3 separate regions of the Homo sapiens genome follow, and regions 2 and 3 are each linked to region 1. Evidence: chromatin loops called from intact Hi-C (ENCODE). Cell type or tissue: heart right ventricle. All regions are shown on one strand.

What was found. A loop is a pair of places that touch in the nucleus more often than their neighbours do. Peaks named below come from ENCODE experiments on the same cell type or tissue, not always from the same donor. Only the 100,000 strongest peaks of a DNase experiment are listed, where the experiment ranks them.
Region 2: a loop joins it to region 1, with 2.8 times the contacts of the local background. A loop is called at or near these places in 21 of 110 quality-filtered maps.
Region 3: a loop joins it to region 1, with 3 times the contacts of the local background. A loop is called at or near these places in 32 of 110 quality-filtered maps.

Annotation. Positions count from the first base shown.
Region 1 is chr6:163,424,839-163,432,838 of GRCh38, forward strand. The region is part of intron 1 of QKI (QKI, KH domain containing RNA binding); the gene reads left to right. Among named protein-coding and RNA genes, the nearest start is that of QKI, 14 kb to the left of the region's middle. In heart right ventricle, a CTCF peak has its summit at 3,165; no DNase peak of the experiment used is centred here; H3K4me3 peaks cover 2,100 bases; H3K27ac peaks cover 3,722 bases.
Region 2 is chr6:163,706,902-163,714,901 of GRCh38, forward strand. LOC124901498 reads right to left here and starts at 7,476. Exons shown (of 5, transcript XM_047419664.1): 1 at 7,166-7,476; 2 at 6,836-6,966; 3 at 6,657-6,707; 4 at 6,287-6,441; 5 at 5,154-5,796. The coding sequence starts at 7,228. The coding sequence ends at 5,522. RefSeq lists an enhancer at 1,433-1,552. In heart right ventricle, a CTCF peak has its summit at 4,967; DNase peaks (open chromatin) are centred at 2,901, 3,839, 5,000, 5,470 and 3 weaker places; H3K27ac peaks cover 5,872 bases.
Region 3 is chr6:163,568,837-163,576,836 of GRCh38, forward strand. QKI (QKI, KH domain containing RNA binding) reads left to right here. Exons shown (of 8, transcript NM_006775.3): 8 at 1,858-8,000. The coding sequence ends at 1,874. Among named protein-coding and RNA genes, the nearest start is that of QKI, 160 kb to the left of the region's middle. In heart right ventricle, no CTCF peak of the experiment used is centred here; no DNase peak of the experiment used is centred here; H3K27ac peaks cover 2,824 bases.

The sequences.
Region 1 (8,000 bases):
CAGGCTGGTCTCCAACTCCTGACCTCAGGTAATATGCCTGCCTCAGCCTCCCAAAGTTCTGGGATTACAGGTGTTAGCCACTGCCCCCGGCCTGCGTCATCTGCTTTCTATCAACATTTTAAAATCGCTTATGATAGGATAAACAATTAAATAAGCAAAACAGCTTTTAGAGAATGAGAAAAGAAAAAGAAAGATGATGTATCCATGTAGGTTCAGCTAGTTTTTATGTGCATGAGAGTCACTACTAACATTCTGGTAGTTTAGAGGATGTCACTTTGAGCTGAACTATCTAGTTATGTTTATTTGAGAAGTGGAACCTGAGTTGATATTAACAGCTGGTATGATTTAATGAGGTGAATGGGAAGGTGGAGGATGTTCCAGGAGAAGGGAAGGTGCAGCATTGCCAGCACCATGGTGATGGGCAAGGCTTAGGAAATAGGTACGGATTTAGTTAGTTGGAATGGCAAATGCATAGATAGAAGTAGTGGGAATAGATAGAGACTACAGAAAGCAGACCAGGTTAGGGCTAGATTGTGGTGGGCCTTGAAGGCCAGAATACATAGTCTGAATTTTATTCTGAAGGTTGTAGGGAATCTTTAAGGCTTGGATTATTTGGGGGTGTCAGAATGAACTCTTTGTGCATAAACTGAGAATGTATACAATATATATGGGTTTAAAGTAGACATTGGATGAAGTGTGAAGAGTCAAACTATTATATACGTGGCTAACCCTTTAGGAAAATTTTTTGAGTAGTGATATTTTCTCAAAATAGTATTAATAAAAATATTTATATTGAGTTTTCTGTATTTTAAACTCCTTAAAGATTTTTTAAATTTTGTTTTAACTAGAAACAAGTCTTTGTTTTCCTTACCTACAGGTTAGTGTATTCATCCTGAAGGATTGAGAACATGTGGGGCTCATTTGTTTAGCTGTCAGAGCCCAATTTTTAGTTAGAGAATTGAGCTTTTATTTCTATATGAGCTAAAGACAATTGAAGAGACTCTTGGAGAAAATCTTAGGAATTCTTGAATTAATTTGCCTTGAAGAAAATTTTGTCCCAATTTCAGAGATCCTTTAAATATGTTTTACCAAGTTTGATGCGGGCTTTTAAAATTTAATTGTATTAATTTTTGTGTTTATTTTAGGTAAATGAGAGATATCTTGACATTCTATCCCTAGAGAGATACATATTTGTGTATCTTTAAAAGTTAACACTTCCTTACATAGTGACATTACACTGAGCAAGATGGATTAATCCTACAGATAACGTAATAACCAGTCCATATTCAGATTTCTGTAGTGGATCCCCTGATATTCTTTATAGCTGGATTGTTCAAACCAGAATCTTACTCAATACTGCTCATTAAATCTGGTTGTTACGCCTTTTTAAATCTAGAACCATCTCTTTTTTTTTTTTTTTCAAATGACATTGATTTAACTTGTTCAGGGCTTGTTCCTTTATGCCCTGTGTATCTATTAACATTGGAAGCTAGTTCTAAAGTAGGTTCAAGAATAGCATCTTCCACTGGAGTACTTCATAGGTGCTGCTGTGTACTTTGTTATCTTACATCAGGAGGCACAGTAACTGGCTCTGCCATCAGATAAGGAAAGATTGATACCTGGATTAGAGTGGTGATAGATGGATCCTTGTACTTTAAAGGTAGTTTTTTTTGTTTTGTTTTGTTTTGTTTCCCCACTTGGAACCAGAAGGTGCCCCATCGACCAAAGGTGCCCCGTCAACATTCACACCTGGTTTTGACCAGTTTTTTGCCTGAATCAGTTTCATCAGAGCTTGCACCATGATGATACTTTAATTCTGCCATTCTTTCTGCAATTACTTGGCATCCTTTGAAAGGTACAGCTTTCTGACCCCAACACGGAAATACATTGCGATTTTGAAGTGAGTTTCTAATGGGGCAAGCCAGATATATGCTGCTGCTTATTATTACTTGGTTCTCAAAGTAAAGTGTTGGTTTGCTAGTTGCTTCAAATGGAGACCAATGAATTTTTTCTCTCTTTTCTAATCATCTTTGTAGACTCATGGATTTCATAGATTCAATGTACTTAAGTCAACTATAATTAATTTTGATGTTAAAATTATTACAACTTTAGCCATTGATAATTAAACTGGCTCCTGTGTCTGTTGAACTGCTGCTTGCTTTCTGGGGCACAAGGCTTCCCTTGTGCCTTGTCTGCCTTGCCTGTTCTGGAGCTACACTTGGCCATTTCTCCAATAGGAATGGTATGAAATACTTGAATTTAGGTGTTAAACATGTTCATTACTCTCAGGATGTGATTACTTCTGAGCCATTTTCTATGGACAGTATTGACTTTAAAATTCATTCATTCATTTTTATATTTTCAATTCAATTTTTTAACGTTACTGTTAATTTTATACTCGTACCTTTTTTTTTTTTTTTTTTTTTTGCTGGCCACAGCTAAACTAATGTTGTTCTTGATGGTGACATACTTATTTGCTTTATTCTACAATATTAAGGAAAATACTTTCAAAATAACAAAATTAATAATATTACTAATAGCAGTAAAACTATCTTTAAAATTTTTAAATTTGTTTTAGACATGTTACCAATAATATAGCCAGTGACCCATTTTTCTGGTTGATGACAATTATTTTCCTTTTTTGGTGGGGGGGTCCTCATTCTGTGTATACTAAGTTTTAATTTCTACTGAATCTTGTTTTTGACTTTTTGATGCTGTCATTTATTAGCTGTGTTCTTTTGTTGTACTTACTGCTTCTATTAGCTTTTACCTTATGCTCAGCAGACATGGAAAATACACATATATTTTAATGTCAGGTGCGTGCGTGTGTGTGCCTGCATGTGTGTGCGCGCGTGTGTGTGTGATGGCAATATGATCCAGAAAGATAACTTACAAGGAGATGGTTGTTTATACTAGTGCTTTGTATCTTAAGCACGAAGGGTAGGGAAAAAAGAATATGACAGGCAAAATGTTTCAATTTAGTGAATTCTTCTGAATAATATCAGTAAAAATATATATAGATCTTTAAAGCTTTTAAAGTCATATGAAGTAGGGGAAACCTCATAGGTAGAAAGTAAGTCTTAAAATTGTATTTCTTAGTAGTTGCAAAATCTCTAGTGCAAACTTGTTGTCATTAAGAACTTTTAGTAGTAAGGAACTTATGTTCCAGCAGATGGGGATGTTAGTACACAAAAGAGAGCACTCAGTGATTAAAATGTGTTGAGAAATAACCCTTTTGCCAGAATAGGAAAATGTTCTCCTTTAAATTGTAAGGGAAGAGTTGCTCAGGAATGTGACAAATAACAGTTACCTAATTGAGTATTTTCATTGGCATGTGAAAAAGTTGTCATAGTTCTTTAAAGAACTTGTCTTTTTAAGAGACTATATGTTGGTATGTTGACCATATTAAATGTAACTAGTTTAGTACATCAGATTGATTGCAGCTATTTTCTGAAATAGTTTCTGCCTTTACAACTCAGTTGTTTGAAGGGTTTTTGTTTTGGTGGGTGACTGAGTCACATATATTGAGAGGTATCCTGTTTGTACGTTTTCTTTGTAATTATAAAGTCTTTAGGCAGTTTATTTCTGTTTATTAAAATAAATCAGAAGAAAATGTGTCATAGTTTACTATATGTTATATGAAGAGAAAGTTCTTTTGGGGATCATAGTTTTATCATAGTAATAAAAAATTATCAGCAGTAAAAAAGATAGTCTTATCTCACTTTTATTATAGTTTATAGCATTACGACATACTGTTAGCTTTTTTAGTAGGTAAATACTACATAGATTGCTTTAACATATGCTTTGCAATTGTTGAAATACTGCTCATTTAAGTTCCTTCTTAGATGTGATTCAGAAGTGTACTTTAATGTATTTAAGTTATATTTTCCTAGTTCAGTTATATTGAGCTTTTTTTTTTTTTAAACTGTCAAGGCAATTTAAAATACTCTTGCCTTCAGTGACTTGAAATTGAACTCTGCACAGGAGAGAAGAATATGTCTTGTTTCTATATAGAGAACCAAGGAGGAAGAGATTGACTTTGCCACCTTTGTAACTGATAATAACTTGCATTTTAGTCCCTGCTCCCCAGCCCCACTTTTTTCCTTTTCTGTTATTCCTAAAATGTAGAGAATTGGAGATCGATCCACAGATTTTCAGTTCATCTTTGGCAGTAGCATGGTTTGTAACTTTTTTCATTCCTGGAAGAAGCAGTGGTGAGGGCACAGAGATAGCGTAGCACATTGTCTTTGAACCTTAATGGGAATTACTTCTTTTCAGGGAAATATAGCAATGGCCAATTTTGTCTATACATTTTAAGATTGTTTCTTATAGTTGTTAGAGATTTTATGAGAAGCTTGAATTTCTTTCAGTAATCCTAAAGAACTGTTATAAAGAACTTATTTATCAGAAGAAATATTCCTTATTGGGAAAAACTAAAATATATCAATTAAAAAGTTAAAAGTACTCATCATGCACTGATAGCTGCTCTTAATGTTTCCTTGTAGTCCCCCCCCACCAGTGTTTATGGATGTAGCAAAATTGGAATTACGGTTTTTAAAAAAAATTATATCATGAGCAAAATTTTTCCTTGCCATTTCATATTCTTTGCAAATATAATGTTTATAGTAATATATTTCATGCTGTCGAGGTATATTATAATTTACTTAACTAATCTGTTGGACTTGCCACTTTGCTTTCAGGAAATGTGTGTAATGATAGCATTAAGTGGCTTTAGAAGTTACTTTTTTAAAAGCCTTAAGTTACAAAATACTGTAACTGGGAATTATGAATACCAAACTCTTATTTTTGCAATGCAGTTAATCTGAAATAAGCATTTTATGTTGCATTGCAGTAGAAACTGGTTGTTAGGATGCAACGTGATTTTCGAATAATGTCAGAGTTGCATATTTCATGTATTAGTTTTTAGTGACTTAACATACTTAATTGAAACTTTTCATTCTATTCTAGGCTGTTTGGTTGTATGCTATTAATATGTGTGCGATGTTATGAGGGACACACTAAAGCTTCAAATTCATTCCTTCAAGTTATCTCAGTAGTTGGAAAGAATATGAAAATAAGAGTAACAAAGGAAATAGAAACATACCAAGAAGACTAAAGACTGGTGCTAAAGAGGGTGTTTTTGGCTGAGGAGGCTATGGAATGTTTCAGGAGAGGAGGTAAAATTTCATCTGGCTCTTAAAGGACAGGTAGGATTGAAGTGGAGAACAGGTAAGGGAGTGGCGTTCTAGACACAGGGAACGGTGTTCTTGAATGTGGGAACATTCTGAGTAGGAAGGTGTAAATAATTCTCTATTAGAGAGAGCTTTTTATACCTTTGGTCTTAGCTTTTTCCTTTATCTGCCTCCATATTTCTGTTTTTAGTCCAGATTTTCTTATCTCTATCCTGTACAGGCATTACATTATAGAGTGATATATTAATGTGGTAGATTGCTGTGATTGCTGCTGTCCTTCTCTTCCCTTCATTTTCAGATGTTCTTTTTTCTTGACTTTGACTCTCTTTAGGTTTTTGGAGAAGAGGGGTATCTTACTGCCTAACTTTTAATTTTAACTATTGTTTATCTGTATGCTTAATTTGGCTTTTTATTTTTTTTGTTTTCCTAGTGCATTTGGATTTTACTTAGCTTTTATTATGAAGCCATGTGTTTCAGTTTTTTTCTGTATGTGTAGGTGATTGGGCTTATGAATTGATCAGGAGCATGGAGGAATAGGTACATCTGGATTAGCGAGTGTGTGAATTCTTGAGCTGATGGGCCTAAGCTCTAAAGGATAGATTAGTTGTCAGCATATTCTGGTCTAGATAGTATGGCATAGTTTTTACCAGTATGCTTTCTTTTCCCCATCTTCCCAGTTTGCTTTTTACTCTAATGGCTTGAAAAAGTATAGGTTAGGTTGGAAGTGAGAGAACAAAAATCTGCTAATTTAACTCTGAACAAGGAAGGCTTTAGGCTGATGTTTGAAAAGTGTGTTCCATGGAATACTGGTCTCCTGAGGTAGTCTGAGAAAAGAAGGGTCCTGTAGTCCAGGAAGTTCTGCATACTCCTTTTGTGAATTCAGGATGTGTTGCCATATTAAGTCTCCAGGATTTGCAGTCAAGAAAGTTAACTTGGTTTAACTGAGCATTTTCTGAAATTACTTGGTTAAGGAAATACGGTTTTTCTTTCTTTTATTCTTGGTACTAGTTCTGAGGATATGTTAAGGGAAATTTTAGGGGATTGTTAAAGATCTGTGGATCCTTGGGTGGAGGCAGGTTTAAACAATAATTGTTTGGGAATCTTAATTTTGAATGAGAGTGCTGGCTCAAGTCAAATCAAAGTACCCCTTGGAAAAAAAAAAGTTATATTATTCCACTTAGGTTGGGCTTCAGGTTTCAATTGAAAGGAAGCAAGAAAACTGTCCTTGTCTGGCTTTCATTAAATAACAATTCAGTCAAATGATTTCAGTAATGAATTTTGTCTAACTCAAATGCATTTGTTATTTAAATAAAAATTAAGATGTGCTGTTTTTTAAAAATGTAATTCTCTAAATAAAAAAAATTAACATAGAATCCTGCCAGCTTAAACATCAAACTGAAACTTACTTTAAAATAGGTATATACAGAGAAATATGCTCATGTTGTAACTCATGCCTGGTTTACATCTACATTTTTTAAATTTGGGAATGACTGAATTGTGAGGTGAAGAGGAATTAGTAAATTTTGGAAAGAAAAATACTTATCTTTGTTAGGTCATTTAAACAAACATTAAGATGCAATTTTGTGAGATCTGTCAGTAACACCGGTTGTTTTCTGTGAACTTAGATTTTAATCTATTAATAGAATATATTATCTCCCCTCATTCAGTTATATCATAAAGTTTTGGTGACCTTTGTAGCCTTTATAAAAGGGAAGTCTAAGGGTGGATAGTAGAATAGCATTTTATTTGGAAGGCCCTAAAGATTTTTGTAAAAAAAAAAAAACAAAAAACTGTTCTTATTAAAAAAAAAAAAAAACCCTGTAATTCTGCAATTTTAAAGCGGGTGTGGATTTGAGAGATCGTAGACCCATTCTTCATTATATATGTAAATGCTGTTCCTTTACAAAGGATATGAATACATTTTATATTTTGGAAACTGCTGGTTTCAGGCATGTTAGATCATTTGGCTCTTGGGACAGAAATATATTTAAGTTACATTATTAACAAGTAAGAGTACCTTTGGGCCTGATCCCCTCTAAGCAGAATAATGTCATGACTGATAATTGTGTAATGTGGCTACCTTCTGTTGTGAATAGTCTTAATTAATTTAATTCTGTTTTGTTGCTGGAAGTATCTACCCAGGGTATTTTAAATTCTTCCTCCAAATAAGAATACAATCAAGCATCTAATGCACAGTCATATTATCATTAAATTGATGTTAAACCAAAGACAAAGGCTCTCCTAGGTAGTGTCCATTAGCATTTTCCAGCAGGGTGAATCTAGGTCTAGGAACAATTCACTGAATATTTGCCTAAGGGTTTTCACTTTCCATGTTTTACACAATATAAATAATTTAAAATCCCCCCCCTTTTTTTTTTTTTAAAGAGATGGGGTTTCACCCTGTCTAGGCTAGAGGGCAGTGGTGCTATCATAGCTCACTGCATCCTCTAACTCCTGGGCTCAAGCGATCCTCCTGCCTCAGCCTCCAGAGAGGTAGGACTGCAGGGGTGAGCCACCATGCCTGGATAATTAAAAAAAATTTTTTTTTTGGTAAGAGACAGGGTCTCACGATATTGCCCAGCCTGGTCTTAAACTTAAGGCCTCAAGTGATCCTCCTGTGTCAGGTGTCAGCCAGTAATTTAAAATGTTTTGTTAAGAGTAGTCTCTCTCTTTCCCCACTTTGTTATAGATCTGAGTCATTTGCTTTGGAATAATGTGATAAAAGTCTAAGATAAAGGATTGCTAGACTAATATTTAGACATGTTTGTGTTGATGTTCTGTACAGGTTGTAGTTTTATAGGCTAGAAT
Region 2 (8,000 bases), 280 kb after region 1:
AGACCCAGTGAGTCAGACACTCTGGCGGTGCCCCACACCAGTCTGGATGTTCACAAGCCTCCAGGCGAGTCTGATCCTTGCAGTTTAAGACCAAGGAACTAGGGTCTGGTATCAGGATAGGGGATCCAATGAATACAAACCATCTCTCAGAAGCTTAAATTCATTAAGCACCACCTAGAAAAATGTCTACACCCAGAAAGCTGGATCTATTTTTTTCTTTTGTGTCTTTATTATATTTAAAGTATCAGTCAAAAATACCTGGTTCCCATAGTGATGAGCAATTAGGATATAAATGCATGGGTATGGATATAAATTCTAAAATCCTTGCAGGAGTTTAATATTTGCTTTACATTTAATAGGAAAAGAATGCCGTTGTTTTCTGCCTGGGTTGCATTTTTTTCCTTTCCTTTTACAAATTGGTTTAGCCACATCCTGTACTTTATTTGCTCCTCTCTCCCATAACTCTAGAATTAGGGTACATTAGAAGCTATCCGTAAACTCCAGTGAGGACATGTGATAAATTTAAGCTGGAGCATTTAAAACGAGCTGGGAGAGTAGAGAGAGAAGTAAAAGCAGCCATTTGTGATGTGGGTGGCAGTTTTTAGAAAGTGTCTGTGGAGGGCTAGTGGCTTGGCATGAGGAAAGAGAGGCGTTCCTCAGTGTTGTCCACAGAACAGACACTCCTGTGACAGATGTGATCTTCAGGCAAAGTGGTGCTCGTGCACAGGCTTACGTTAGCACACCTGCTGGTGCAGAATGGTAGGAGAAATATTTCCCCAAAGGACAGAATGCGGATGGCTGGACAGAAACCACTGGGGGAAGGTTCCTGGGAGGAATTCCAGAATGTTTTCTCTGGCAAATAGGACAGAGGAGGCAGAAAAGCAAACCGGATCTCACTCCAAGTCTTTATGGACACAGATGGAAAGGAGAGCAGGAAGAAATCACAGGTCACACGGTGGGAGACACGGTGTAGCTGAGGGTAACCTAGTCGTGTTTAGGTGTGACAAATGACTTGCACTGTTTGCCAGACAACAGTGCCCCCCCATCCCCCACGGGGGTGTAATTCCACTAGTGACACTGATTCAGTTTCCAAAAGAAGCAAAACTCTTCTGCTATAAGATTCTTGATTTGTAAGAGTTTCCCCAGCTCAGTGCTTCCCCTTAGCTTTTTCCTTTTTCATCTCTAAGAGGTTATCACTTCTCAAAAACAAGAGTGCTTTGCCACTTCTCTAGTAGCAAGGTATGAAAACATGCTCTAAAATACTTACTTCCTCCAGCTGCACTGCTGCAGGCGGCCGCCTGAGGGATGGAGATGTTCTGGGCTCAGGGTGGACGGGCCTCTAGACAGAGCTATGGACCCTTCTCCAAAGCTGTGCACGAGGGACGTAGATTGGCATAAGATGCTACACAGAAAACCTGTCGTCTAGATTATTCACGTGGTGGAAAACCTCCATTGGGGCATATTACCATAGAAGGGAAAAGGGTCTGTTCTCTCCACCACAAGCAATGGAGAATGTCCCATATCAAAGATAAGTTTGCAGCCAAGGTGGCCTTCATTGGTAACAGGTTCCATAATTGGCAATGATAGGTATTTTCCTTGCCTCGAAACACAGTCAAGAGGGGAGAGTGTGAGAAGCCAGGGACTTAGGACAGGAGGTGAGGTGATGAGTCATTTTGGTTTCTCAGAGCTGACCTCTGTTGTATTTTTATTTGGGGGTTCAGTCTCTGGCTTGAGGGCTCTTCAGAAAGGAGAGCTTACTTTTGTCACGGAAGGAGGGATGGAGACCTCACCCTTTTGCATGGCCAGCTGGAGCCCCAGGTGTCGCGTGTCCAGCTCGTGGGTGGCATGATGTCATGTTTGTTGACCACGTTGGACCTCATTCTGTCCCGAGAACTTAACTGGGCTAGGAGTTGTGAAACCAGATTTCTTGTTATTTGCTTAGACTTGCTTTTTTTTTTTTTTCCCCATATCCACAAAATGAGAATCCTGGGCTTTTAGTATAATAAGGATTGAAAAATGATTATAAAATACAAGGCAAAAAGATCCATGCTATTTAAATGTTTACTATTATTTTGAGATTCATTTTATGTGCCATACTGCTTTACAAATAGTCTGTAATATTTTAATACAGCACTTTATCTTCGTAATCAAATCTTGAGAAGGCCCCCTATAGCTAATCTTTCTCAAAATCGGCTTAATTTATTAGTGGATAACTATACTTAGGCCTCTTTCTAGAACCTTATGAAGTTTGACATGCACTATTTTTAGACATTACGGGTTCTCTTACTGAGACGCTCCAAAGGGAACAGTGGGGGCAGATGTCCTCCAGGAACCTTGGCAATAAATCCCCCTGGGTGCATGACCTGGGGTCACCAAAACTGCCTGCTACCCAGCAGCAGCAGAAGGGAGACCCAGGTTGGCAGCTGGAGTGACTGACAGTGATTTCCTTTCTGTTCAGTGATGAGCCCACCATGAAGAAAGGGCACGAATCTGCTTCCTCTCTCCCTGTCCTGGGAACGGTGCCTGCCCGTGATGGTATCCTCAGGCCCCCCTCTCTGCGCCAGCAAGATGTCCCAGGGGACGTCTGTGCATTCAGCCAGGTGACCACTAGAATAAAATGTTCTCTAGGACCACCTAAGAGGTAACCCTATATTGGAGATACTGAGGAGAGAGGCCGGGGTGGCTGATAGGGTGGGGAGGCACCATCTGTCTGAGTGCACCCTCCCCTGAGACCCTCAGGGTGTCCTGGGGAGACCAGCAGGTTGGAAGTCCTACGCTTTGAAATTTTTAATTAAACAGGAACCTTTGAAGGAAGCTTTTGATTGTTAGTAACATCCTGACTTGCTCCCCCCATGTGACAGGCTCCCCTTTGTGTGTGGCCCCTCCTGAGTCCACATCCTTCATAAGGAGCGGCTTTACCTCCCTTCCTGTAGGAGAGGAAGCCAGGGCTGTGGCCCAGGGAGGGAGGGGAGGCAGCCACTTCTCTCTTCAGTGCAGTTCATTCCAGTTTGGCTCTGACTGTGGCCAAGCAGGGAAGGGGTGCAGGATGGAAGGCAGCAGCGTGTACTTAGGCAGCTCAGTCAATGGAGCCCCCACGTCTCATCCCCTGCCAACCCTGGGCTCTTCCTGGCTGGATCTGGGCAGCCCAGGGCAGAACCTAGAGTCCAGGGCCACTGGTTCTCCTTGCCAGGTCCCAGGACCCAGTCCTGTTGAAATAACAGAGTTGATGGGAATGCTCTTTGCTGGGCACGAAGCACAGGCTTTAAAGGGCTGCCCATTCGCCACCACACTAGATACTCCCTGAAGGCTATGGGCACTTCCTAGCTCCTCAGCACACCCACAAACAGACACTAGAGGTTAGGGAAGGGCGATGCCACTTTCAACAGGCTGTTGACACTTAGCAGCATTTTGTAGACCAGCCTAAATCAGTGGTTCCTGAGCATCCTTATCCTCTCAGAAAGCTGATTTTGAGCCAGATTAGCTATAAGGGCCCTCTCCTTTCAATATTTGATTATGAATATAAAATGTCTTCCTAAAATCTTATAGAATGTTCATAAACTAGCATGGCACGTAAAATGAAGCCAAAATAATGCTCATAGTAAACCTTGTACTTAAATAGCTCAGATTTTTTTTCTTGAATTTTGTAATGATTTTCCAATGCTGCTTATGTAACGGCCCAACATTCGTGCTCATAGATATGGGAAGAAAGTCAGCAAGACTAGGTTTTGGAGACTAGTCTAAACCCAAGTGTGGATCTGGGTCATCTGGAAATCAACAGGCAAAATCCTTGGCTGCACTCAGGCCTGTAGCTGCAGACTCTCAGCCCAAGAGCTTGTGTGTTTGACAAGCACCTCGTGTCACTCACAGGCGTCCTGCTCTGCATCGATATGGAGGAGCACTGGAGATTAGAAACCTCTGGAAAGAGAGGAGATTGCAGTGAAGCCCCGGGGTCCTGGGTGTAGCCAAGGAGGTGCTTCATGATTTTTACTTACTTCCTCATCTCTCCACTCCTGGTTACTTTTTGGACTTCCTATTCCATTTCCTGCTTTCATAGAAGCCTAATTTTTAATATTTAAGTTTCAGTCAGCCGAAGAAAGGCAATCTGTCTTCTCTTTCACACAGTTTATGTCTTGAAGGATTTCTCTAATCCATTCCAGCAGTCGGTTAAGGGAAAGTTTTATTTAACCCCTGCATCCATGCCTACAATTGCTACTTGCCAACATTTCATTACTTCTTGTAGAATGTAAGTGCCTGTTTCTAAAAATGAAAACTTATAGAGATCAGAGCCCTTCATGATACCAGCTCTCTGCTGTGCTTGTGGCCACCCGATGTTGGATACTGGGTGATACTGCAGAGCAACGGAGCATCTGTGGGGAGGTCCAGAATCGAGAATGGTCTGATGAACAAAATATGCCACCAGTCTTGTTTGCAAGGGGGCAGCACGTGATGGAGGAAACAAGGTCCTTTTCAGTTCTTAAAGTCTTCACTGACAGGTCACAGAAGTATAGGGTCCCTTTTGCCTTTTCCTTCTTGGCGATACTTAAGTCTGGCTCAGATGCTTTTGTGTGTTCTTTTAGAAACTATCAACCTACTGCACACAAAATATGTGTACTTGGATGGTGTTTGATACGGTGTGGATGCTCAGGGTAAAAAAGAAAAAATAGCCATAACCAATTCTGGAAAGGAAGGAATGAAGAAAAAGGTTGTAACCTGCTGGGCGGGTCTAGAACACTCCACACCCATCCCCCAGAATGAAATCAGCTTTCCAAGTCATCTGTTTGGGCAGGAGTTTCCAGCCAGTTAGAACTCTCTGTCCTCCCTTCCAGTCTTTTAGGCAACGCTGTATTTTGAAAGCCAGATGAGGAAGGCAGATGTTTTTCCCATCTCCACCCACATCAAGACTGTTGTTTGCCAAATAAACTGGGTTGGGACACAAATCCTGCAGAAGGGCTGCCACTGGGGGCACTGGAGGCTTCTAGCCCGGGTCAGCCCTGCCAGGACCATGGGTGGCGCACCTGTTGTCAATTAACTGTCCAGGCTGAACTTGGGAACGAAGGCCAGAACAGGCGTGGGAGGCTGGTCCTCCAGCTAAACTTTGACTTCAAGCTCAAGGAAGGGTTTGAAAGGGTGGGAAGAAAAATATTGCACATTGGTTGGGTGATCAATATTTATTAAATTTAGAGCCATTTATACTTGCCAGTTCTGCGTTTTGTAGTGTTTTTGAAGCAAACGCAACTCATTTTCTGGCAGAGAACTGATGCTTAGAATTAGAAAAACAAAGTATTAAGTAGAACTGGCATAAGACCCCATCGACGAGGGATGGATTTCAAAACTTCTCAGCCAGCCGTCCCTCCGTGCACATTATGAGTCTGGAAACCCAGGGATCCCATGTGAGCGCGCTAGGGAAGTGGAGCGTTGCAGGCCTCCCGAAACACAGCTGCCCACTGCCTGCCCACATCCTCCTTGGCAGCTTGGGGTGAGCTGCCGCTGAGAAGCTACGCTGGCGCTGAATTTCCTCTTTTCAGCTGCGTACAAAGATAGGCCCTTGAATTGTGGCATCACAGCACGGTGCTCCAGCCCATGTGTTGGCCTCTGTTCCCCAGGGAGTGTTGGAGGGGAGCGTGCTGATCCAGCGTCCAGCTCTTCCGGGAGTGGGCTGGCTGCTCTGAGGGTGGCTGTGGGTGAAAGCCTCCCGGGGTCTGCTTCTGGGGGAAAATGAGGCTGGCAGTGGCCTGACCACTCGGTTTTCCAGCCACCCAAATTCAGTTGCTCTCTGAGCTCTTACTGTACACGGAGCTGAAATATTGTGCAGGAAGCAATGAATCAGACCCTTTGCCTGCAGGAGCCTACCCTCTGGTGGAGGACACCCACCAGCATGAGGATAAACGCAGAACTGGGACAGCGTGAGCGTGAGAGGCACAGGCAGAGCAATGCATGCTGGGTGTGGACCAGGAGAGGAAAAGCCACTTTTTTGCTTTTTTATTCAGGAGGACAAATAGCAGGAGAGGCTTGTTCGGTATTTTTCAGCTTATAGGCCCCCCGACCCCCTTCCTCATCTCTTTCTTGCAGGGCCTACAGCTATTTGGTGTTAAAAACTGAATTTTGGACAGATAAAAATGCCAGTGTTTTCCTGGTCTGCCCGGCTCTGGCTGCTCCATCTTGGCCACGGTGGCATGGCTGGGGTTGGAAAGGGGAACCTGGGGGCCTGCAGGGAGCCAGGCACAGTCAAGCGCAAGCTCCACCTCTCTGTTCCTCCCCTCCACACACTGTCCAGGGCCATGGTCACCTGGTGCTGGCTCCAGCGAGTCCTGACCCCAGCTCTGGCTCAGGGCTTCCCCTGGAGACTTCAGCAAGTCTCCCCGAAGCCCTGCGTGCCTTTCCCACCAGGGAATCCCTCCAGCCTCAGGTTTCTGTGGGCTCCTCCCACGCAGGAGAGGGTGCCTGGAAAGTGGACATGTCCATTTTCAGTCCCCCTACCGTCTCCCCTCCTCCCCCCAACTCCTCCCCTCCCCCCACTCCTTCCCATTCCCTACCCTCTCCTCCCCACCCCACCCTCTTCTCCTGCCCCCCACCCTCTCCTCCCTACCCCCACCTTCTCCTCTCCCTCACCCACCCTCTCCTCGCCCCCAACCCTCTCCTCCTCATTCTCCACTCACCCCCATCTCTTTGGTGAGGCTGTAGAGTGACTTAGGTTATCCCAGAGTGACCTGAATGTTAAAGAAGGTGCTCCCTGTCTTTCCACATTGCTCCCCTTTCCTTTCCCCTCCTTTCCCATCTCTTAGTCCCCCTTACCTCCCACTTCCCTCCCTTCTTCTCCCTCCACGCTGCCCCTCACCCTGTTCTCTTCAGGCTGTCTGGCTGCCTGCGAGGGTCTCCCTGGGCACCCAGCTCCTCCACAGGAGGGTCCCAGGCCAGGCCTGCAGGGAGGCTGGGGCAGGTTCTCAGCTTGGCCTCGGGCTGACCCCACTTCTCAGATAGAGAAGCCCATATTTAGGGTATAATGGAGGAGTACGGGGAAAGGAATTAAGACACTGATGTGGGGATGGGAGGGCAGAGGGGAATGTCGGGGGGACAGCGGGGAGGGGAGGTTGATTACAGCCTCTCAGGATGATGTGGATGGGTGGGAGGGAGCAGCGACCATGGAGGCAGAGACAGTTGGGGGCACCTTAGAGGGAGGCGCAGAGGGGTGGTGACCTTGTCCCCGGAGGGACCTCCTCCTGGGCTCCATGCTCAAGAGTTGAGGTGGTGTGGGCTGAGGAGGCCAGAGGTCAAATGCATGGGAATCAGAAGTCTGGCTCCAGAGAATGAGAGCAGCGAGCCAGTAGGGCCAGGCTGCTTTAGGACCAAGGTGGCAGCCAGAGACAGTGGCAGTGGAGAGCCGGGAGGAGACTGACTCTAACAAGGGGAGGTTAGGAATTTCATCAGGGGCCAAATGGTTCGAATGTTTGTGTCACTCAAAAGTCCCAAGGGGATGGTCTTAGGAGGTGGGGCCCTTGGGAGGCGATGACGTCATAATGTGAAGCCCTTGTGAATGGGATTCCTGCCCTCGAAATGGAGGCCCGGAGAGCTCCCTCGCTCCTTCCACCACATGAGGACATAACCGGAAGGCACAGGCTGTGAATCAGGGAGCCCTCCCCAGACACAGGATCGCCTGGCACCTTGATCTTGGACTTCCCAGCCTCCAGAGTGTGAGGAATAAGCCGCCGGGTCTAAGGTGTTCTGTTAGAGCTGCCCAAACCAATGAAGCCAGGAGCCCTGGATTACAGCCTCTCCCTCCCCACCTGCCAGGGCACCCCTCTCTCTAACTTACCTGAACATGCCCCTGGGCCGCAGTGACTCTGGGGCCCCAGGAGACTCAGGAGAGGGCATGGTGGACACCCAGCAAGGCCAGCCCCCTCTTCCTTCATGAATTCTGTCACTCGCTAAGCGTAGCATTTACAGAACCATCAGAGACATTTAAGGTCCATAAAACTATGCGTTTATAGGGAGCATCTATGTGT
Region 3 (8,000 bases), 140 kb after region 1:
CAACTGACCTTTTAGTTGTAATGAACTGTATGGTCTTGCATGGTGACACACCTGTGTAGGAGGCCAAGACTTGGCAGAGGATGTAGTCTAGGTGTCCTGGTATATATAAATGGTCACTCACTTCGTTTATATATTCCACACTCAGAAAAGAAGTCAGAGTTTTTTCTGAGTAATACAAAAACCATCACTTACATAATTTGTATAAGAAACTTTAAACAGTTTTAATCAAAACTATGAGTAACATCAAAAATGCTTTAAGATTCTATATTTTGGAATACCTGTGAAGTAGTATGACTACATCATGTTAAATATTTATTTTCTTCTATGATTTTGGAGCAGCAATTTTTATTTTAAATAAAATTCCACTTTTAAGAAATTCAGGGAAGATTTGGTCACATTGAAGATACAGTATTTTTGTAGTATTTATAAACTGTTCTAAATGATAGACTATAGAAAACATTTTTGTCATATGAAGGTAAATCAGTCCATTATTTTGGATCATTTAAACTGAACATTACACCTTCTGGGCTTTGATTTATGAAGTGGCACAGAATCTAACTTTGCACTGAATATCTTTTCATTCACATCTCCTCTGCCTTAGTCACAATGGCAACAGTACAGAAAATTCTATCAAACCTCAGAATATAGTAGAAATAATTAAGCTGTTGAATGAGTCTTAAAAATTATACTACTGTTAAGTGGACCAAGTTTGGTGAAGCAGAATGTGACAAAGGTTGATTAAGGAAGGAACAACTCAAGGACATTGGGAATGATAACTTTTCCACTTGAGAACTACTTTATGTTTTACTGTAATTTTTAAAGTTTTTTTGTCCTTTTTGTTATTTTGCAAAAGAAAATAGTATTTACAGGTGGCTTCTTTTAAAATATAAAAATATAAAGCAGGAATGTATATGAAATGTCAGATTTTATTGTATTTGCAGAGTATTAGCTTTGAAATTGAATAAAGAAAGCTGTTTGTAGTTTTAAAATGCCTTATTGGTATCAATTAGAAATTTCTTCTATTTTTTGATGTACTTAGAGCTTTTTGAGTGTAGAATTTTAAATGGCAGGATTTTACAGTGTTTACATGCAAGTGCATTTTATAAGTGTTCTATATGTGTAAAATAGTATTTTCAACTGGAAAGTGTTGGCTAGTGCAAAAGGCCTGGCCATTTTCTGGTTCCCATGATGTTGCCTACACTGCTAGACTACAGTTTAGTATCGCTTTGTATCATGAGGCCAAGAAATTCCATGTTGTTTGTAAATAGAATAATTGAAAAAGCAATAAACATTTATTGAACAAAAGAAACCTTGTTTGGCCCAGAGTTTATGTTGAACCAAATGGTTCATAGAATTTTGAATTTCTTTAGATTCATTTCTGTTAATCATCAGTTATTAATAATCACATCCATCATTAATAGTTGCTTTAATGCTTGCATCTTAGAGAATACTAATGCTTAATAGCAGTCAGATACTGATAACTGCACTGACTGTTTAAAAATTCTGTATACCAAACCTATTCATTGTTGTTTTTCAATTTCCTTCATTGACTGCTACTAACTATTAGTTGTTAGTTGTATTTTATTTCTATTTTTTCTTGTTAACCAGTTTTTTTTTTTTTTTTGTGGGAGTGGGCTCTTCTTCATTTGTTCAAATCATGATACGAAATTGTCATGATTTTAATTGTATTCTGTAGATGGTGTCAATCAGTTTGTCAGAATTAAACATGCTTTTTTTTTTATTAGTTGTGATTAGTTTTTCATGTTGTCATTAAGCCGTCACTAGCTGAAACTAATCTCTTCTCTATCTTTTCTTTTCTTTTTTTTGTTTTGTTTTTTTTTGTTTCTAACCACCCAGCCGCCACCGGCAACTAACCTATGACCTTCTGACCTCTGAACTCTTCACCCAATGATGACCTGACCATGCCTGCCTGCTGATCAGTTAACTGGTAATCGCCTTTGCTTGCCTGTCGTCAGTGCAGCGAGCTGAGGCACTTGTCCGTTCGTCTTACCATCTAACCAAACAAAAGACAAAGAAATTGTTGTCCTCCAACTCAGCTTTTTTTTTTTTTTTTTCCTGTTTGGGTGAAAGTGGTTCTAGAAACTGCACTGAATAGTAGTAAAGCAATAAGGCCCAATTCATCCCACAGCACTGATCATCTTTTAATATCCCACCCTAAGCGAACGGTAAGAAGGCCTCTCTTAAGAAGGGGAGACAGATGGTCCTTAACTACTCAATGACAGAGGCAGTTACTGTGAGAGACTTCTAGGAATCTTTTTCTTCTCATAGCGAAGTCAAAGCTCTCTCTGAATGTACTGTGTGATGATGCATCATGCATGAACCTTCGGTCAGGGATATCATTGGTGAAGTGATTTCAAAAAGTATTCAAAATTTGATATGCTGTTTAGTCACTACAGTGCCCTCAAAGGGCAGAAGTTGCAGCCTTTTTTATATTGCCTGCCAAAATTTGAAGTATTAGAAGAAAGTGTGCCATGAGAGAAAAACTTAAGGAGTTTTGAAAAGTAATGCAAATAACAAAACTGCAACACTATTTTTAAAAAGATAAATATCTGAGTTAAAATTACTGAATCTTTATTTTACACCTAAAAAAATATGAGAACAAGGTACATGCATTATGTGTCACATTACTGGGCAAACTGTTCAAGTATTTTTTTTTAAACCTCCCTGTATAGAAAAAAATCATTAAGGATGTAAAAGCCATGCTTGCCTATTTGCTGTATACATGTAATGAAATTGTAGATAAAGTGTAGTGCATTGAAACAAATGAACAAAAAGTAGATACTTTTACTATACAAGGGTGCTGGTGCAGAAAAAAATATATATATTTTTGGAAATGTAGCATTTTATACTTTCAAGTGTTATAAAAAAAAAGAAAAAGAACAAAGAAACCCTTTATTTCATTAAATGATTTTTTCTGGTGGTTGTCAAGAAACAAAAGACCAAAAGAGCCTTTTTGTCTTTCTTTTTTATTTTTTAAGTATTGGAATAAGTCTAAAGAAAAGAAAGTGCCTTATTTTCCTTCATGGTCATTCAGTCAAGTGTCTCATAAAGATCAGCTCCTCCCTCAGAATACAAGTTAATGCATGTTACTCAGTCGCCCAGTATGTGAAAGAAGATATGAGGGAGACAAATGAGTTGATAGTTTGAATTATAGGATTTTTGCCACGTTACCTTGATGCAAATTTGCCAAATCTGATACTGTGAAAAGATTTGATAACTTTTCTAATGCCTGACTAGTAAGTTTTAAAACATCATTCTTTAAAAGAATAGTTTAATACTTTTGGTTATTCCAATCTTCAATGTTAACCCAAAGGATTCTGAGATAAAAATTATGTGTCATCTAAACTTCAGTTTACAGACAAAATTAGAGCTTTGTTTTATTTGGAGAAGGGGGATGCATTCATTTGATTTTGTTTTTTGTTTTTAATTAATTGAATATAATAGGATACCTAGCAAATGTTTTCACAAAAGTGAATCTTTGTGATTTTCATTCTAGAAAACAATGTTTTAAATCACCCAAATTTAATCACATGTCTTTATATCATACCAGATAACTGGTGTAGTGTATCCTTTTACTGTTTCAATAACCTCTGCCTCCCCCACCCCTTAACTTTAAAAGAATGTGAAAAACTAGCATCATAGTGCATATAAATACTCAACCACATTTCAGCTTAAGCTTCTAATTTCTCAAGAAGTTGAAACAGTTAGTTATGTAGTTGAAGCAATTTGTGTGCAAAGCCTACATCTAAACACTTGAGTGAATAATCATTAACTGCTCAGTACCAGACGTGGCAAATCTCAAGTGACAGTGGACCCCCCCCCCCGCCCAGCTTATCAACTCGTCCCCTCTTCCACACCTTCCCAGCATCACAGTCAGAGGTCAGCAGGAAGCTGAGTCATTACCTTCTTGGTGACCTCCCCCACCATCTTGTCTCACTTGGAAACCGTTGTCAGTTTATTTACTATGCAATAGACATTCATTGTTTTGTATCCAGCTAGCTTTGGTTTAATATGCCACTGCTTTGTCTTTCTGTTACACATACAGTTTTGATTTATTTACAATATATGCTGTGCCATTTTGATTTTTATATTGTTTGGTTGGTTGAATAAATTTGCGACACTCAAACACTTGAGGTGATAGTTGTTAAAAACAATACCAGTATTTGATCCAGTTTCATCTCAACTATGTTATACCTGGACATTTTAGATGTTTATCAAAGGTCTTTTATGGGGAAGAAAGTAAATGTATGAAATAATAAATGTGTGACATTTATAGGGAATGTTGGCTCTGAACAAACTTTTGAAAACTTGGTTGACAAAATTTTGGATCAACTGAAAAAAGCATGACTTTTGAAATCTCTGAATGCCTTGGTTCTCAGTATTATCATTCTTTATTGAATTTATTTCTTATTAAAATATGTAGTTTTTAAGACTTTTTTTCTGACAGTATTATGTAATTTTTTAGCGTGGGTAGATGGGAGTGTCGCTTGTATGTTATCGTACAGCTGACATGTATTTTTGTCTATTCTTTATTATCTTAGTTTCATGCTATGTATGTACCATAACCAACCTATTGCCTATGAGAAACATGTAAGATAATGTATTTACAGCCATTGTTACAAGTTTATAATGTATTTTTCTATCTTGTTTTATATGTATGTTATATAACATTCAAAAAGAATTTTTTTCTTGATTGAGAAAAGGATACAAAATGCAAAATCCACAATTTTGATAACTGAAAATTGCCAATTGTTTTGCAGTACTTTATTATATTGGGTGTCTTGTCTTTTTTGGGCTTTTAGTTAGCTAATGAATGAATACATTAGACACTTTTGGGTTTTAGTTGGGATTTTACATAGCTTGCATTTTAATTCTTTGGTTCTTTGCTGTTTCTATTAACCCACAGCATTATTTTAATAAATGTTATAATACCAACCTACTAACTCTGGACTTTGTCTGTTTATTAACCTTTATATGTTTAATTAAAATAAACAAATAAAGACAAAAGAATGTAAAGTCTTGAGTTACTGGACTAACCCTGAAGAACGTGACCACAGATAACATAGTGTGACTTGTTTTTATGTTGTTTGTCAGCTGACAGTTTTGCACACTACTGTTAAAATGGCTTTGGTTATTCTGGTCTTTTAGCTTGGGGGCCGGGGCGGGTGTGGGTGTAGGTGCAGTAGAGATGGGAACAAAGTAGCCTTTGTTTGAGGCATTCTTCTCTTGCCACTTGCCTTTCAGCATCTGCATTACTAATTCCACACCTTATTTTTCCTTCTCCAAAATAATCACTGTCTGCTCACAGCATCGAGTAAAAAGATACATTGTCATGGTATATACCTGGAGAAACCAGTTTGATTCTTTGTTGAACCATTTCTTTTAATTTCTGTAAATAAGTAATTTTATGGTCACATTGTAAAGCAGAGAAACTGTTGATATTTTACCTTTATTTAGATTTTTGTTTTAACTTGACCTTTTTCCTTTGGAAAGCGTTGAACTTGTTTAGCTAACTACTCCTATTAGGGGAGCTTAACTTGGGTAAAGTCAAAGGCCCACTGGCTGTTTCTCATGGTGGCCTGAAGCCCCGCTGCTTTCCAGTGAGGAAAAGAACCCTCAGCACGTTACTGAGCTTTCCTCAGGTATTTTTTTCTCTGTCACCTACTTTACAAATACAGTCAGACTAAAACATTAAACAAGAAGTTTAAGGGGGAATAACATTGGGATTTGAAAAGTTGTATGTGATTAATTTCTTGCATGCAAATCAATTTAAGATTTCTTAAATATCTTCATGCTTTTCTTGGCTGGAACTTGGGTAAATTAACCTGTAATTATGAATTATTTAGTTTAACTCAAGGTGCATTTTTATTTCACAGATTGATACTTGCTTTTTTCTGTGAAACAGTTCTCCTAGATACCAAAATCCTCAGGATGAATTTTTGCATTTGTAAATAACAATTTATCTTTGTAAATTACATTTTATTTATTTAGAGTTCTAAAATTGAGGGCTGAAATGAATGACATGTAATAGAAGACAAAACTGTACCAATACGCTGTTAACCAATCAGACTGTCCAGGTATTCTCATTTCATAAATATGTATACACACATATAAATACACAGAGTAGTGTTAGCTGATGTGAGTGATAACAGCGAATCACCATTGAGATGGTCATTTGGATCATGTAAACAAACCGTGTCATGTCTCTGATGGGAGCGGTGGGTAGTGTACTGTTAGGTGGACAGGTCTTTTAACATGCTACTATTTGTAAAAGTTTCCGTTGCCATAACAGTTCATGTAGTAGTCTGTGAAAATTCGAAGCTGTCTGTCAAGCTGCTAATATACAAGTTGTCATGGTACCATGTAACTTAAATTGATGAATTTCTATGCAATTTACTATTCTCTGAAGCCTATGAATGCAGCCTCATCTCATTTTCAGTTAAGGGTACTTTATGTATAATTATGTCATTGCTGCCTTTTATGTAGGAAATGTAAAAAAGTTTTAAAAGGCGAAAATAACATTACAGATTTCATTTTTATACAGGTTACAATATTAAACATGAAACTACCAAATTCCAAGAATAGTAAAATTCTAGAGTCAGTTGATTGATTGAAACTATTTGACAAAACAGTTGAAAGCTGAGCTTTCAGTCAAGAAGTTGGTGAAATTAATGTCCTTAAACTTTTCCTTTAGGCAAAATGTCAGGGAAAACTTAACATGAAAGTAGTTACTCCCATACGCACCAGTGCAGTAGCTCCAGGTGTAAGAGGTCACGAAGGCACCCTGCCCATAAAACCAGGATGTGCATACGTACACACAATCGGTGTCTGGTTATGGTTTTCTAAACACTACATAAGGATCTGAATTTTTTAGTGTGCCAAAAGCAAACGATAGGTTTAAATGAAATTGCTCACTACCAAATCAAGACTCTTCATATATATACGTGTGTGTATATATATATGTCATAACACTTTCACGTGTGACAGCCTAAGGTTTCTTTAGTTTTAGGATGGGGTGGGGTGGGAGTGGTTTTGCATGTTTGACCAGGATGTGATGCCTGTCTTTATTCCTTGATAAGAAGTAGCTGTTACAGCATTTCAAGCAAATTATTTTAGGTAGAATAGAACTTACTGCCAAATGATTATTTATTTAGCAAAAATTATTCTCCAACTTTTCGAATTCACAATTTTTCTAAGTGCATAGAGTAGTTTTTTACATTGTCACGAATTCCTTAATACCTTTATTTAAAATGGAAAAAATATGGACAATATTTTAGAAATATGTGCTACACATCTAATTTTATCTGTAGTTTAAGTGATCTAAATTGAGATGCCTTTGATATGAAGAGATTTACCAACATTATATGCACTCGTGCCTTCAATGTGGAATCAAACTGGTTAACCTCAGCACAGTCCTCTCGTTTCTGTGTTTCTGCTGCACTAATTGCCAGGGGGTGGGGGAGAAGGCGAATGAATTAATTCATAGTAGAAGGAGGCGATAGGTGCAGCAAAGGGCAGCCACAGTGTTGATTCCACATTATAATGTTGTTGCCTCTTCTTGGCAAAAGACACCACATTGTGGGAAGATCTCAGCTTCCAGGGTAAAAGTTAATTTATAACTTAAAAGTGCTATTAAGTTTTTATTACCAAATATATCTTTTATGGTTTATATTGTAGTGGTATGTATGAAACATTTAAAATTTTACTGTGGAAATTGTGTATATATATATATATAGTCGAAATAGGTGTTCACAGGTCACATGTGAACGGAGAACTGCATGACCGTACATGAAATGCAATAAACCAACTGGAAAAAGTGCATGTGCTTCATCCTCTCAAGCCAACTGCAGCTGGAAAGTGCTGCTTATCCTCCACCCCCAGAAAATGCATGTATCAATATGAGAATAAAGAACGCACACTTTCAATTTTATTGAGGCTTTCAACACTATTTAAAAGAAAATGTAAGAATTTGACATTCT